2 separate regions of the Homo sapiens genome follow, and region 2 is linked to region 1. Evidence: chromatin contacts called from ENCODE Hi-C data. All regions are on one chromosome and are shown on one strand. Each heading gives the region's core, a stretch centred on a gene start or an enhancer-like site at or near the end of the contact. The rest is flanking DNA. Distances are from core to core; before and after follow the strand shown.

Region 1 (7,718 bases), core at 3,182-5,681:
GTCCTTCTTCCACAGCCCTCCAGGCAGGGGTGGGAGTGGGGAGGGCAGGCCTGTGAGATGGGGGTGGTTCCTGGCATAAAGAATATGCACCTGGATTCCGACAGCTTCAGTGTCAGGTAGAGTTGTGCCACTTGGCAGCTTTGTGAACTTGGGCCACTTACTCAGCCTTTCTGGGAATGTTTCATCCTCCACAGCAGGCACAGACTTGCCTGTTGTCCCTGTCGCTAAGGGTTTCCATAGGAATTCAATGAGAGAACAGTGGTCGTAGACTGGTGCAGCCCAGCTCTTTACTGGATTTATGTCTTATTCTCAGAAAAACTCTGCAAGGCACAGTTGGTTTCCTCAGACTAAGAGCATGGATGAAACTGCCAATGATTAGACCAATGACTAGCCCTCTGTCATTTACAAACCTTCTGAATCCAGGTTATGGCTTGGATGTTTGTTCCCTTCAAATCTGATGTGGAAATGTAGTTTCCAGTGTTGGAGGTAGTCTTGGTGGGACGTGTTTGGGTCATGGGGGCAGATCCCTCATGAATGGCTTGGTCTGTCCTTGTAATGAATGAGTTCTCTCACCTGATGAATTCACACGAGATCTAGTTGTTTAAAAGAGCCTGGCCCCTCCTCCGTCTTTCTCTTGCCCCCCTCTCGCCGGATGATATGCGGGCCCCTCCTTTACCTTCCGCCATGACTGGAAGCTTCTGAGGCCCTCACCAGAGGCCCAGAAGCAGATGCCAGCACCGTGCTTCCTGTACAGCTTGCAGAACCATGAGCCAATATAAACCTCTTTTCTTGATAAATTACCCAGTCTCAGATATTCCTTTATAGCAACACAAATGAACTAATATACCAGGTGACAGAAAAGACGGCTCAGAATGTCTTGTCCAGGGAGGAATCTTGCAGCTCACTTAACTAGGGATGCTACAGTGGGCAGGTCTCAGGGCAGCTCTAGCCAGAGGGACACAGGGTCATCAGGGTGGTGGCTTCCAGCCCCTGCCCTTCTCTGGGAAGTGCTGTGTCTAGGTGGTGATGAGAACCCAGGCCAGGCAGGCTCCCCTGGGCAGGGACAGGTGCCAGCAGGGGTCAGCCCACATGCATCCATCCATGGCCTTTGTGAATGAGTCATCTCTCTTCCTAACCAGCAGGCACAACCCGGCAGTTAGTGGAGCAGCCTCCAGCATGGACTGAAGCTGAACAGGGAGTGGGGTCTCCCACCCAAATACAGCCTTACCCCTGGCTGAGCAGATGCTGAGGAGTCACCTCTCCCTGCCATTATTACTAGGAGCCAAGCCTGCGACCCTGTGGAGCACCACTAAAGTATCTCCTGATCTCACCAGCTAGTGTAAAAAAATGTTAGCACAAACAAAAACGCCAGCCTGGCAAAGTCTCTGCTGTGGACTTCATGAAGCCAGCAGGGAAATACAAAGGAAGAGCTTCCCTCGCGGCTGCAGGAGCTTCTTGTGGCTCTAAGGATGAGCTTCTTGGGTGATGTAAACCATTTATTGTAAAGGTCATGGGGGCACTGTGGACAGGGAGATGGCTTGGCAAATACCTCACAAAGGAGTAGCATTTATTCTAATGCTGTGCAGAGGATGCATGCAGAAATGTCATGGAGCAGATGCAGCAGAGAGCACAGCTTTGCAACCCGCAAGGGTCTGGCATCCTTTCTGGGTGCATAGGCACTCACTTGGGTTGTAGAGAATACTGCCTTGTCCTGCTTCCGATTCAAGGACTCGGAGAGCATTTTCTGTGGTAATAATTATGGATAATACTGCCAGTAAGGTCATGATAGGTGACTCCCTGTAGGCACTTACTGTGCACTAGACACAATTCTATGTGGTTGGCTCATGTCACCCACTTAATGGAAAAGAATCATTTCAAAGGGTCCCTGTGAGTGGGTGGCACCATTCATCCATCTTGAAAGTGAAGTTCTGCAACTTTTAAGCAGCTCCTGGCATATGGAACCAATTGACTTTGTGTGTTTCAGTGGCAGGGAAAGCTGCTGGAGCAAGTTCAAAAAGCCTAAGGCAAGACATTAGGAAACTCCCCCTGTTTGCATGAGTTCTTGGCCTTTATCAATGGCAGCTGACCTTGGGGAGAAGGGGTATCTACAGTTGTTACTATTATTCATTTTACTTTAAAAGATGGCAACGAATTGCCACCATAGTTGTGGAGACCAATGCCCCTCCTTCAAGATTCTGCACATAATGTTCTGGGCATGGGGTTATGGGGTGGCGAGTGTGCTGTGTGAAATCTTGGAAGGAGGCCATAGAGCTGCTTGGAAAGAAACGGATGGATCCCTCCCTCCATCTGTGTCAGACATCTTTCTTGTCAGAACCAAGATAGGCAGGAAGACAGGAAATACATGGACGTTTCTGGAAGTAAAATAATCAGCTGAAGCGACACCTTTCAAAGATGTGTGGAGCAAGAAGAGCTCAGGGGGCCTGGAAGGATGTTGGGAGGACTGGAGCCAACACAGCTCCATTAGCTCCATGCACTAAGGGTTTCTGAATGGGGATCTTTGGCTTGACGAAAGCATTTGACATCCCTAGGTGTCCCAGTTCAGACCACAATACATCCCTTTGGAGTGTGACAGACAGCTTTGTGCCCAGGAGGAGGGGCATCTACTCATTCAAGAAGGAATAAGATTGAACAGACCTCAAAGAAGTGTTTTGATTTGTAATTCGTATGTCCGGGTGCAAAGATCGCCCTGGGCCAGAGGAAGCACCCAGCATCTTTGAGATGGCTGGATTTGTGAAAGTCCCTTGGCTCACACAGTTCGCTGCACCTCCTGCACATCCCAGAGAGAGACTATATTAGAAGGACCATTTGATGGCCCAGGGACATTAAAGGCAGGGGTGAGGACTCCTGATGCCACATGCACTGTGGTTCAGCACAAGTTGCTTTGACCTCACATTTAGTTTTGAAAGCAGAGTGTGGCTGGGTGCATGCTTCTTAGTTATAATTATGTTTTTTGGTGGAATCAGCTCAGTTTATGCTGTTCCTCCTGCATAAACTGCTCCCCGCCTTCTGCTCCCAAATACTCTTAGTGCTAGAGGCACAAAATTCCCAGCTGGCTAGCCCACCATGCCCACCTTCATTTTGGCAGCTGACATCACTTGTTCCAGACGATTTCCAGGCACATGCCCCCTTCCTCCTCTGCGCTTCCTTCTCAGGATGGCCCTGGGTCTTAGGCACCAGCCACACCCTCAGTCCCCAAGACCCCACTACCTGGGTTGGCCTCTCCTCCTCCCTTTGGGGCAGGAGTTTGAGCAGCTGCAACAGTGCTGTGGGTTCCCCACGCTGAATCTAAATCAGACTTGAAATGCAGTAGAATGTTAATGTCTCCTTCTGGTACTTCTCTTCAGGGAGATGGTTTAAACTGGGAGTAGCCACTGTGGCTCTGGCTCTATTGACCTTGTTCCTGTTCCAGTGTTCTTGTTATCTGTTATCTGGGCTGGGTCCTGGGTCCTTGCTTCAGGGCCAGAGGAAGCAGGCCAACATGGATCAAGTCCCATGTCCCCTTCTCAGCTGGTGACTTTTGAGAAGGACCTGATCTCTCTGAGGCCCCATTTTTGCAACAAGGAGGGCCAGAGGTCACGGATACCAAGCTCTTTCCACAGTGCCTTGCATAGGATGGACACAAACATAGCTGTTACTGTTGTTAACTTTAGTTTCTGAAAAATATGGTTGCTCAGAATTTGTTCAATACCTTGCAAAATCTAGGTTGGCTGCTTTGCCTGGTGTTCTGGAGTGGCTGCCCATCGCTCAGGAATGCAGCCTCTCTCATGACCTGCCTGGTCTGTCCTGCAGCGGTGCTTTCCAGCACTGCTCTATTAGTGGGAGGGCAGCTGTCAAGGGGATGTCATGCTGTAATATCCTGGGCAGGAAGACTTTCTGATCAATGTCTAAGTTGAAACTTGCAGCCCTACTCACTGGGCTGAAACAAGGGCACCATGAAATACCCAAGTGGCAACATCATCCTCCCTGGGTAGTACCATGAAACGTCTACACTGCACCTGTACCCTGGAGACTAGGGTCAGTTGCTATTTAGCTGTTTCACACCCCATCTAATTTAGGCTATGCTCTCTCATCTGACCCTCATAACTTTGCAAGAGAGATAGCCAACATACACCTCCCCTTTTACAGATTGGTGGGTGGAAGCCCGGGGAAGTAAGTGACTTGCCCAGGGTCACCTCTCTGGTCAAAGTAGAATCAGCTTTAGTGGCCTTTTGACCCCTGTTCAGCACCTGTTCACTCAATCCAGCCGCTGTGTGTCATGGAGCAAAACTGCCAAGCCTTTGTGGGACAGAAGCTCCTTCTGGCAGGTGGCCAGGCCGGAACCTGGTACATCTTACAGCAAGGCCTCTGCACGTGCGACATCCTGCCTGCCCTTGTTGGAGGCAGAAAAATAGCCTTGCTCCACAATGAGCTCCCACAAATAGCACTTCTCTCTAATCAAACAGCTCTCTAATTTAGAGGGAGTTTCCGGGCGGGCCTGTTTTCTGTCTTTCTTGGTTTGACTCACTCCAACAAGGCTTGCTCTGTTGTGTCAGAGACAAAATATAGCCCTGTTCCAACCTGAGATGTCGAATAACTTTTCTTGTAAGTTAATCATAAGGTGGACTTTCCTTGCCAAATATTCCGACCAGTCCTGCTGGCTCAAGGGGAGAAACAAGATTCTGAGAGAGTGTCTATCCTATGTCAATGTGGTGATTCATTGTCTAAATGAGATCAAATTGTCGAAATATGAATTAAAATTAAATTTAGTGCAGTTTTACTGTTTTGAAGGAAAATTATGATGACAAAGCAGGTGTTCTCCACCTTAAGGAAATCCCTGAACATAATGTTATAAGTGCACAAAAATGATGTTCCAGAAACTTCCATTTTATATTAAACAGTTAAAAAAAATCCAAAAAGAGAATAGGAAGTGGAAATATTATTTGATTCTACACCGTGCAAGGTGCAGTTGGGGAGACTACCCAAGTTTTGAGGCAAAAGAAGAAAGGAAAATGTCAAAAGATTTTAGCAAAAACAAATTAAAAAACTGCATGGAACAAAAAGCCAGAATTCAAAGGGAATTGGGAAAAATATTTTTCAATAAATATGTCCAAATGGTGTAAAAGTTGCTTGCAAACCTGTAAGAAAAGCTCAAGATCCTAAATCAAGAGCAGAAATCAAGAAAATCCTAAATCAAGATCCAAAAAAAAAAAAAATCCTAAATCAAGAGAAGGAGCTATCCTTCCATCATAAATGAGAAAACTCCTTAGACAAACATGGGAAGTGTCCATTATCACTAGAAATCAGAGAAATGCAAATCAAAAAGGAATCAGCTTTTTCTTCATTAAATGAGTCATTTTAAAAAAATTGACAAGTGGTGTTAAGGAGGGTGACGTAGGTATTCTCATTTGTTGAGTGGCATAGCTGTGGTGTAGTACTAACTTGTCAAAAATCATTTTGACAGTAAGTATTAAATAGCCTTGAAAATGGTCCTTTTCCATGACCTGGTAATTCCAGCTTTAGAAATTCAACCCCAAAATGAAAGTCTAAGAATAAAAAACCATTATGCACAAATACATTTTTAGCAGTGTCATTTCTATATTAAACTGAGAAAGAAATGAGATCTTTAGATGTTAGGGAAATGGCTAAGTAAACATCGGCTTATTTCCTCACTGGAATAGTATGAGAATATAAATATGAAAAATTTAGATTAAGTAAATTAAGAATACAAAATTATAATATAATATGATTTAAAAAACACTATATATGAACAAGGAAGGGTTGAAAATTTGTATCTACACACAAAAAAACTGCACATGGATGTTTATAGCAGCTTTTTTCATAATTGCTAAAAATTAGAAGCAGCTGAGATGCCTTTCAGCAGGTGAATGCATAAACTGTGGTACATCCAGATGACAGAATATTACTCAGTGCCCAAAAGAAATGAGCTATCAGGCTGGGAGCAGTGGCTCATGCCTGTAATCCCAGCACTTTGGGAGGCCAAGGCGGGTGGATCACCTGAGGTCAGGAGTTCAAGACTAGCCTGACCAACATGGTGAAACCCCCTCTCTACTAAAAATACAAAAATTAGCTGGGCATGGTGGCAGGCACCTGTAATCCCCGGTACTCGGGAGGCTGAGGCAGGAGAATCGCTTGAACCCGGGAGGCGGAGGTTGCAGTGAGCTGACATCGTGCCATTGCACTCCAGCCTGGGCAACAAAGAGAGACTGTCTCAAAAAAGAAAAAAAAAAAAAAAAAAGAAATGAGCTGTCAAGCCATGAGAAGTCACGGAGGAAGGGTAATTGCATATTGCTAAGTGAAAGAGGCCAATCTGAAAAGGCTATATATTGTATCATTCCAACTCTGTGACATCCTGGAAAAGACAAAACTGTGGAGACGTTAAAAGATCGCTGGTTGCCAAGGGTTAGGGTAGAGGGAGGGATGAATAGGCAGAGCACAGAGGATACTTGGGAGTGAAACTACTCTGTATGATGCTATGATGCTGGGTTCATGCCAGTATAAATTTGTCCAAACCCATAGAATATACTGTACATCAAGAGTGAACCCTAAGGTGACCTGTGGACTTTGAGGGATACTGATGTCTAATGTCGGTTCCTCAGTTGTAGCAAATGCCCTACTCTAGTGCAGGATGTTGATCATGGGGGAGGCTGTGCATGTGTGGAGGTGGGGGCTATAAGGGAAATCTATCTTCCACTCAATGTTTCTGTGAATGTAAAACTTCTCTAAAAAATAAAGTCTGTTTAAAAGCAAAAGCAAGGAAGAGGAAAAAGAGTGAAAATATTTATGAAGATTGTGTTTTGGTTATGACAGTGTTATTTTCTTTGGTTTCCATGCCTGTAATTACCCTTTTTAAACACGAGCATGCATTATTTTATATTGGAAATAAGAAATAGGCATTTCAAGAGTTTATAAAACTACAGAATGAAGCTGAACATGTGGTTGTATATGTAAACAATTCTGAGAATTTAGGATCCCTTGTTTGCTATTGTTGGTCAAAGTTTTGTAAATTCACATTCTTTTTGGCTATTTGTGAATTTACACAATTGACCCTGTACTCTAAAGCTATGACCAGTTAGAATCTCCGTTCCCAATAAAAATAAGGCATCTTTGGGGAATCTCAGTGGGAACTGTATTCTTGGAATTTATCCCACAACGTGTGATTCAGTTTTTACTTATTTTTATATATCTAGGACTATTATTAGAATAGCCTATCTCTTATTACCCATGTGTATATTTATTTGCATTTAATTATAAACATATCCAGTAATGATTCTCCCTGTCCTGTCTCACATCTGTTTAGTTCCTTAGCACCCCCATTCTAGGGAACCACTATTTTTAAATTCTTGTGAATATTTCTGGAGCTTCTTTATGTATGTGTAAGCAAATGCTAATATATATTCTTATTTCCCCTTATTTTTATGTAAAAGTGGCACATTTTATACATTGTCCAACACCTAGCTTTTCCACTTAGCAATGCATCTTTCCTTATCAGGACACACGTAGCTTCTTCGTCTTTATACAGATGACCCTATGCACGGATTCACCATAATCTACTCAACTAGTCCCTGCTGATGGAAGATGAGCTGTCTCTAATCCATAGCTATTATAAACAGTGCTGTAATAACTGATCTTATGCACACAACATTTCCTACATGTGCAAGGATATCCATAGAACGAATTCCTGGAAATGAAATTGCCAG
Region 2 (7,718 bases), core at 2,049-4,548, 310 kb before region 1:
CTGTGCTCTTGCTGCGTCCCAGACCCCATGGGACTCTCCTTCCTTCCCACCTATGGCTGCCAGAGTAACCGCACGGCCAGCGTGGCCACCCTGCGCATGAAGGCCCGCGAGCACTCAGAAGCTGTCCTGCAGTCAGCCAACCTCCTGCCTTCCACCAGCAGCAGCCCCGGCCCTGTCGCCAAGCCGGCGCCCCCAGATGGCAGCCAGGAAAAGACCTCTCCCACCAAGGAACAGAGCGAGGCAGAGAAGAGTGTATGAGGGTCCACAGTGCCCCGCCCGGCCTGCCCTCCCCCGCCCCTCCTTCTCCCAGCCTCAGCCCCTACAGAAAACTCTCCAAATAGCAAGGAGAAGCCTGCGGCCCCAGGGCCTCTGCATGGACCCAGGACGGGCAAGTGAGACCCACAGCTCCCTTGGCACCTGGAGCGTCCCTCTGGAGTCCCACCAGTGCGGCAGTGTTGTCCTGGCTTCTTTGGCAACAGATCCCGATGGCACTTGGTGGCAGCAGAGCCCTCTCTGTGAGGAGCCTCCCTGGGATTTCCATCCAGGCCCAGAGTCTCGGAGGGAGGTAGATTCCTCATCCGTCTCCCTTCCTATTTCCTCCCTGGGCTGCCTTTGAAGGTCTTGTCAACCCCAGGAACTGTGGCATGGGCTGAAGTTTCATGAAAAGAAAAGGGCCTGTCCCGCTTACAGTGTTTAAGAACTGGGGAACTGGTGGAACCCCAAGCGACTCTTGCTCCCCTGGACCAAGATGAGCAGTAATGCCCTTTCTCTTGTTGGAGAATATTGGTTGTGGGCTTCATTACAAAGTGAGAAGATGCAGGGTAGGGAGGGGCCAACAGGACACAGCCTGTCCCAGAGGACCACGGTGGCTCTGACCCAGGAGATCTCACTGGCACATCTGGCCGGGGGGCTGGGCTAATCACCCAGGCCACCTGCTCCATGAACTGGGGGCTGCTGTCTTGACACTGTGGGTGTGGAACTAGTGTGGCCCCTGTACCTGAAGCACTCACCTGCAAGCCCTTCCTCTCTCCCAGATAGACCTGTGGATTGGTGGGAAGTTAAGCAACTGAAAAGCAGCTCTCTGGTCCAGGAGGGCCTGAGGGCCCTTGGAGAGGGAAGAAGCCCTTCAGGAATGCCTCTGAAGTAATTATGCATACAGATGAACTACCTTTCCCCACATGCCTGGCACGTAGAGGGGGCTCTTCAGTGGTGGTGGTTTTTTACTGGGGAAAAAAAAGTAGGAAAGGAGACAGGAACGGCGTATGTGCAGATATGGAGCATGGGGAAGACAGCTTTCTCATGGTGTGGAGAGCATTAATTCCAAAGGGCCAAATTTCACAGAGATTTCTGTTTTGGTCTAGTGTGGCTGTTTTCTCTGGTGAGGATGGTGACCTAGAGGAGATCCAAGGGGAACGTGCAATAGCATAAGCTCTGCCGCTTTCTGGCAGGGGCGCCCGGCATGGGAAAGGTTGCAGTCTTTGGTGGCTTTTGCTGATGGTGTTTCCATGCGGATGGTTATTGCCTTCATGATGGTTATTTTGGTTTCAGTTATTATCGTCAAAATGTTTTACTTTCACATTTCCTGTCCCCTTTTTACCTTCCCCCACTCCATGACCCCCAAATAATACTCCTGAGTGTATCATGCCTTGTCTATGATCACTACGAAGCATTTGATAAAACCCACTGTCTCCTTTAAAGAAAAAAATCAAATCCTTCTTCCTGCTGTATTTTGCTTGTTGAGTATAAAGATGAAACGATTTGCCAAAAAGCGGCAAAGTTGCTTCCGTTTCCCTGTAATTACGAATGTTTGGTTGAAGGATGTAAGCTCAAGCCCTTATGTACACTAACTCTTCAATCTAATTGTTTGATTAAACTCGTATTTCCTCCAGAAAGGTACATAAATAAGTGAACTGTTGAGCAAATTAAGAATACTTAACAGCATTGCATCTGAAAAGTAGTTATGCTGATTAAATTTTGTGTCCTTGAGGACTTTCAGGAAATTACTTTTGATCGTCAATAACACAATTAAGTAAACTACACACACATTAGCATGAATAATTGATAAGAAATTATGTATTACCACGAAGCACTGATTTAATAATTCATGATGCGACACTCTAGTGACTGTGCAAAACTGGATCATATCGAAAAGTCTGCCTGATGTTACTGAAAGGAAAGAAAATGAGCACCAAACCTCTGCAGAGATATTGAGTACTTTGTTTTGTTGTACAAAGGCAAAAAGTAATGATGCATGATGTAGTTTCTGTTTGTTTAAATACCCAAATAAATTTAGAGGAGTTAAAACAAAGACCGAAAAAGCTCAGGTCCTCTCTTTGTTCCTCCCAGCCCTGAGGCTGCAGGGCTGGGTGGAGTCTGCGCTCTTCAATTTTCCACTTTGGCCAAGGTGCAAATAGAAACCTGGAAACTTCCAGGAGGAGGACATTGAGGCCTTGGCTCAGGAACCTTTTAGTGGATGCTGGGACAAGACAGGGGCCCCTGTGCAGATCAGAGCCCTCCCCAAGGCATTGACAAGCACTGCATTGCAGGGTCATTCTCGCTGGAGCCCCTGTAGGTTGCCCTGTCTGCAGAAGTTCATCACACGACTGTAAAAGGCAGCTGGGCTTCAGTGTGGGAAGGAGGCTCGGGCCCCAGGGATTGATTGATTAATTAATTAATTATTATTATTCATTTATTAGTCGAGGCAAATGAAGTCCATTCCTGAATGCCCTCCAGGTTATGGGAAAGGAGTCTAGAAACCACTGAAGTTGTGACTGTGACTGGGGCAGCAGCCCGGCCTTGTTGGGCATGACAGCCTGCCCGGAGGAGAAGCAACTGTGGCATGGCATGGAGTCAGGGCGGGCAGCCCTGGCATAGGACCTGGGGGACTTGGGGGCTCCTCCTCCATTCCTCAGTGGGTGCCCAGTGTCTGATCTCTCAGTTGGGTAGAAAGAACTTCCTTTGACTCTGCCACTGTCTCATTTCCTGGGAACTTTACACAGGTTAACACATTTAATCCCAATGATAAACCCACAATGTAAGTCCTACTATTCCCATTTAACAGTTAAGGAAACTGAGGCACATTAAGGTCGGGCAACTTCTGTGAAGCTACATAGTTGATAGGCTCTGATAGGAAGAGGGAAAGCTCGGCTTTATTGGGTGTCACACAGAGAGTGGTTAATAAATGACTTGATGAGGTCAACTGGGCTCAGTCTTCAAGGCCAGGAGCTCCACGGAGGCATATGAGGACCCGTTGTTCCCAGCAGGTTTCAACAGATGGTGAGTCATGGTTTGACTTTGCTCACTGTCTTTTGGGTTCTGTCCTGGATGGGCCTGTGGGAGGGGAGGATGAACCACCCCAGCGCCCTGTCAGACCTCAGTGTCTCCCTCCCCTGGGTCCGGCCTGGCAGGGGCAGGGGTAAGCCTGCCCCCATTTTATCTGCACCTGGCCTTAGGTGTGTGCCTGTCTGAGAGCAGGCCCAGTGGCGATCCCTGAACTCAATGGTGCCCAGAACTTCTGGGCCCCTCTGATGGATATTCTAGCAAGACGGGACACCAAGAAGGCGCCTGAGACTCAACCAGTCTACGTAATGGAAACTCTCTTTCTTCCTAATTTTCTGGCTTCACCAGAAGAAGTGAAACCTTTACAGATTCAGAGCTTCATCAAAGTTGGTTAAGAGCATGTTTCACTTCTTCAGAATCCTAGCCCTAAGGGCTGTGTGACTCTGGGTGGGTCACCTAACCTCTATGTGCTTCAGTCATCTACGTAATAATGGCACCAGCCTCCCGGGGCTCTTTGGAGATTAAATGAGTGGATAGCTACATGGTGCCTGGCATGGACGAAGTGCAGTAGAAAAGCCAGCTCTTGTTCCACCAAGCCTCACACATGTCAAAGGCTTGAAGACCTTTTTCAGGTGAAAACCTCACTTTCTCAAGAAGGAAATGATGGAATGGCTCTCAGCTGTGCCTGAGCCTGCAGAGGGAGTTGGGATTGCCACTCCGTTTCCTGAGCAAATTGTGTGGGCTGTAGGAGAGTTGATTTTCAGGAGGAGGCGTGTGCCCAGGCACTTGAGCTTGGAAGGGAATCTGTGGTACCCAGAGGCAGGGGTGGGCATGAAGGCTGGGGTCAGGGAGAGTGTCTTAGAGAGAGCTCTTCTAGTGGCAAGTACTGGAAAGCACTGAAGCCAGTTTATGTCAAAAAGCACTTTTAGGAGGAGGATACCAAGCGATCTCATGGAGCTCAGGATGGCTGAGACTCTAGTCCTAGGATCCCAGTGAGACAGGCACCAAGAAGCGGGGGGTTGTCAGGAACCTCCCTCGTTTTCCCCCGCAGCTTGGCCCTCTCTGCTCTCTCACAGTCATCAGCCAGGCCGGGATCATTGTGACTTTCCAGCCTCAGCCACACCCTTTGGGGACTTGAGCCAGCAGACACCTCTGGTCTCATCAGGAGTGGTCAATCATGTCCACTCTGGCCCTGCCCTGCCCGGGGGAGGGAACATGGCTCTAAGTCTCTGGGCTGGGGATCTGGGTCGATACCCAGCATATACCCCCATTACCCCCACGGGGATGGCACCAGAGGCAGAGAAGGGCACAGATGTAGAAAACCCAGTCCCTGCTGAGGCAAGTTAAACCAAAGGATGATAGGTTTCCCTGAGACAGGGACTATAAGGGCTTATATTTTTATTATTTTTAAATGATAATGCAGCTTCATTCTGGTCTCCACTCATGAACACCGTCAGCCTACTTCAGAGAATTCCACATTTGGCTGTTTTTCTCATCAAGACTTGGCCAAATACCTTCTACAGCAGCTCCAGCAAACTTGTAGGAATGGAGGGTGTGCCTGCCGCACCCAGGAAGCTCAAAGACCCTAGGGCTGTGGAACACCCAGGTGTCCCATTGGAGCCGTTCTCAGCTGCCTGCCTGTGTCCAGATCATACTCCCAATGACAACAAAGCCCTGGCCTCCAAGTTTGGACGCCCTTGGCCCCAGCACCACCAACTGCCGTCTGAGGGGGACGACATAATTAGTGCGAGACTGGCAGGTGGTTGGGGCCTGCAGTCCTCGTGGCCAAGAGCAGTGGCCCCAACCTTTCTCCCAGCCTGAGCTGTTCTGGCAGAGCCGGCCCCCCTGGCTCTCAGTCCCATAACAGGAGTCAGGGTAATGGGTTTGGATAAACCAGAATCCATCCCCCAGCCCCCAGGAAGAGCATTTTAGAAAAGGCGGCTGCCCCTGCCCAGATATGGGCTTTTCAGCTGCCTCTTTCTGAGCCACCTCAAGACAAAGCGAGGCATTTCGGTGGAAAGCAGCATTGGTTGGTGCCCTGGAAGTGCCTAGGGCCTCTCCTGCCCTGGTACCCTGGAAGCACCTAGGGCTTGTCCTGCACCCTGCCGGATGGACCAAGGAGACTGGCCTGGGAGCCCGGCCTGTGCTTAGTGCTGCTGCCTGCCATCTGCTCACCGGCCTCTTAGCTGACAACAGGGCCCCTGCCAGGCGAAGCTGCTTCTTGTCAGAGCCTGGCTGAGTTCAGGACGGGCCATTGCTCTTTAGCACACCTCTTTAGGTCCTGGGCACCACCCCCTCCCTCTTTCTGGGTGCATTATCAGACAACGCTGGAGCTGCGGCTGCCTGGCCCTGGCCTGGCTCAGCTAGGTGGCCCAGATCACAGCAACCCCTATCTTGGGACCTCTGCTGTGGCTGGGAGAGGAGGCTTGCCAGCTGTTGGAGGGCTGCCAACCCTGCCTGGGCCACACGGCAGTTGGGGGTTGAGTGGGAGAGGGCACTCATCCATCATGAGCCAGGGTCTAGGAGCAAAGGGGGGTGGTGCAAGAGGAAATTACCCAAGCTGGGGGCCCACCAGGTCAAGGGCTGCCTGGCAGCTGCCAAGGGGGCAAGGCGTTCCTTGCAGTCTCTGGTGGCCTCATTCCTCCACTCAGCAGAGAGGAGCAGCCCTTGCTGTAGCCCTGGCCCTGGAAACCCTCCTCTGAGGTGGAGTTCCCCATACATGGTAACACTCCAGCAGGGTTACTGCTGCCTGGGGCGGAGGAAGCGTCACAGGCCTGGGAATCAGAGTCCTGACATTCCTAGCTATGTGACCGTGGGCAAGCCATTTAACCTCTCTGTTCCTCATTTCTTTATCTGTATCATGGACAGAATCATCCTAACTTCGAGTACAGAGGGTTATTGTGAGGAGTCAAGGAAACGATGCATGTGAAGGCAGTTTTTGAACGACTCTCAGGAGAACAAGGTCATTGGCAGCACATGGTGCTGTCTGAAGCTGCCTCCTGCTGCATCAGTGTGGCCTGGGAAAATGCAACCTAAGAGCAGAGAGGAGGCAGTGCCAGGAAGTGAATCGCATGGACTCTCCCCAGGGCTTTTCCTGCCTCAAAGCCCCTCCCCCTCCCAAGATCTGGATGGGGCAGCGAGAGGGGGCTAAGTGATTGTGTAATGGCCACATCTGTCAGCACTGGCCAAATGGTTTTTTCAGGAGTCAGGGAGCTAATGGCCCTGCAGCCGGGACAGACTTTCTCCTAAGTGAAGCACTTTATCTACCCGGGAACTTAAGAGCAGCATGGCCTCAGGCCACAGGGACCCAGAGAACAGCTGCTCTGCTGCAGACTTGAATTAGTGCCCTCTCCCCATTGGCTTCCCTCACACCTGCTGCCAGAGGCCAGACTGCGGGTGGCAGCCTGAGTGGTGGTGGTGGGGGGGGCGGGCGATGGCAGCCCAGAGGGGGTGTCACCACACCCAGCCTTGAGTCCAGGATCCCACGCCACCCACCTAAGCAAGTCCCCTGCCCTCTCCAAGTCTCAGTTTCCTCATCTGTAAAATGGGGACAATGAGGATTAGGTGGGATGAGACAGTGAGGGGCACTGTGGCCAGCACTCAGTGAGGTTACTGCTGCAGAGGAGGGTGTGAGCTGTCCTGGACAACGGTGAGCAGCTTCAGACTGAGGGAACTGGAGAAGAATCCTCTGGGCAGAGAGAAGCCTCTATAAATGAGAGGGAGGCAGAATTCCACTGACGCTGGGGCACTGAGCGTGTTGTGCCCCTGTTTTCACCAGGAGTGCACCTGGGATGATATGAAAGTCCTGTGTACAGAAGTCTAACAAGACCTTACACATGATAAAGTGGCTTCCGTCTCCAAGGAGCTATAGAATATCACAAATTCTCTAACTATTGGATACATGTCTTAATTTTTAATTTTTTAGGGTCAGGAAATAGTGGTACATATTTATAGGGTAAATGTGATATTTTGACACAAAAATACAATGTGTAATGATCAAATCAAGAATATCCATCACCCCAAATCAACTATTCTTTCTTTGTGTTGAGAACATTCCAAATCCATTCCTCAAGTTATTTTGAAATATACAATAAATTATTGTCAATATAGCTACCCTATTGTGCTACCAAACACTAGATCTTACCCCTACCATCTAACTGTATTGTTGTACCCATTAACTAATCTCTCTTAATCCCCCCATCCTCACCACCCTTCTAAGCCTCTGGTAACCTTCACTATACTCTCTACTTCCATGAGATCATTTTTTTTTTAGCTCCCACATATGAGATAATATGCAATATTTATCTTTCTGTGTCTGGCATGTTTAACTTAACATAATGTCCCCCAGTTCCATCCATGTTGTTGCAAACAACAGAATTTCATTCTTTTTTATGACTGAATATTATTCCCTTGTGTATATATACCATGTTTCCTTTATC

What was found. Hi-C counts contacts between places; a loop is a spot of excess contacts on that map. Pooled maps may share reads with other maps.
Region 2: a pooled map shows a loop between it and region 1 (7-fold over the local background). The contact joins two enhancer-like sites. A Hi-C loop is called at or near these places in 2 of 37 single-sample maps with no recorded cell type and 4 of 50 pooled maps.

The regions. Positions count from the first base shown.
Region 1 is chr10:49,049,929-49,057,646 of GRCh38, reverse strand. The region is part of intron 5 of VSTM4 (V-set and transmembrane domain containing 4); the gene reads left to right. Among named protein-coding and RNA genes, the nearest start is that of VSTM4, 62 kb to the left of the region's middle. RefSeq lists a silencer at 544-730 and enhancers at 4,010-4,119, 4,130-4,229. Within about 2 kb of position 4,431, at least 5 of the 41 ENCODE cell types and tissues checked have a DNase peak (open chromatin) inside an H3K27ac peak, as active enhancers do.
Region 2 is chr10:49,358,656-49,366,373 of GRCh38, reverse strand. DRGX (dorsal root ganglia homeobox) reads left to right here. Exons shown (of 7, transcript NM_001276451.2): 7 at 1-2,308. The coding sequence ends at 258. Among named protein-coding and RNA genes, the nearest start is that of DRGX, 34 kb to the left of the region's middle. Within about 2 kb of position 3,298, at least 2 of the 41 ENCODE cell types and tissues checked have a DNase peak (open chromatin) inside an H3K27ac peak, as active enhancers do.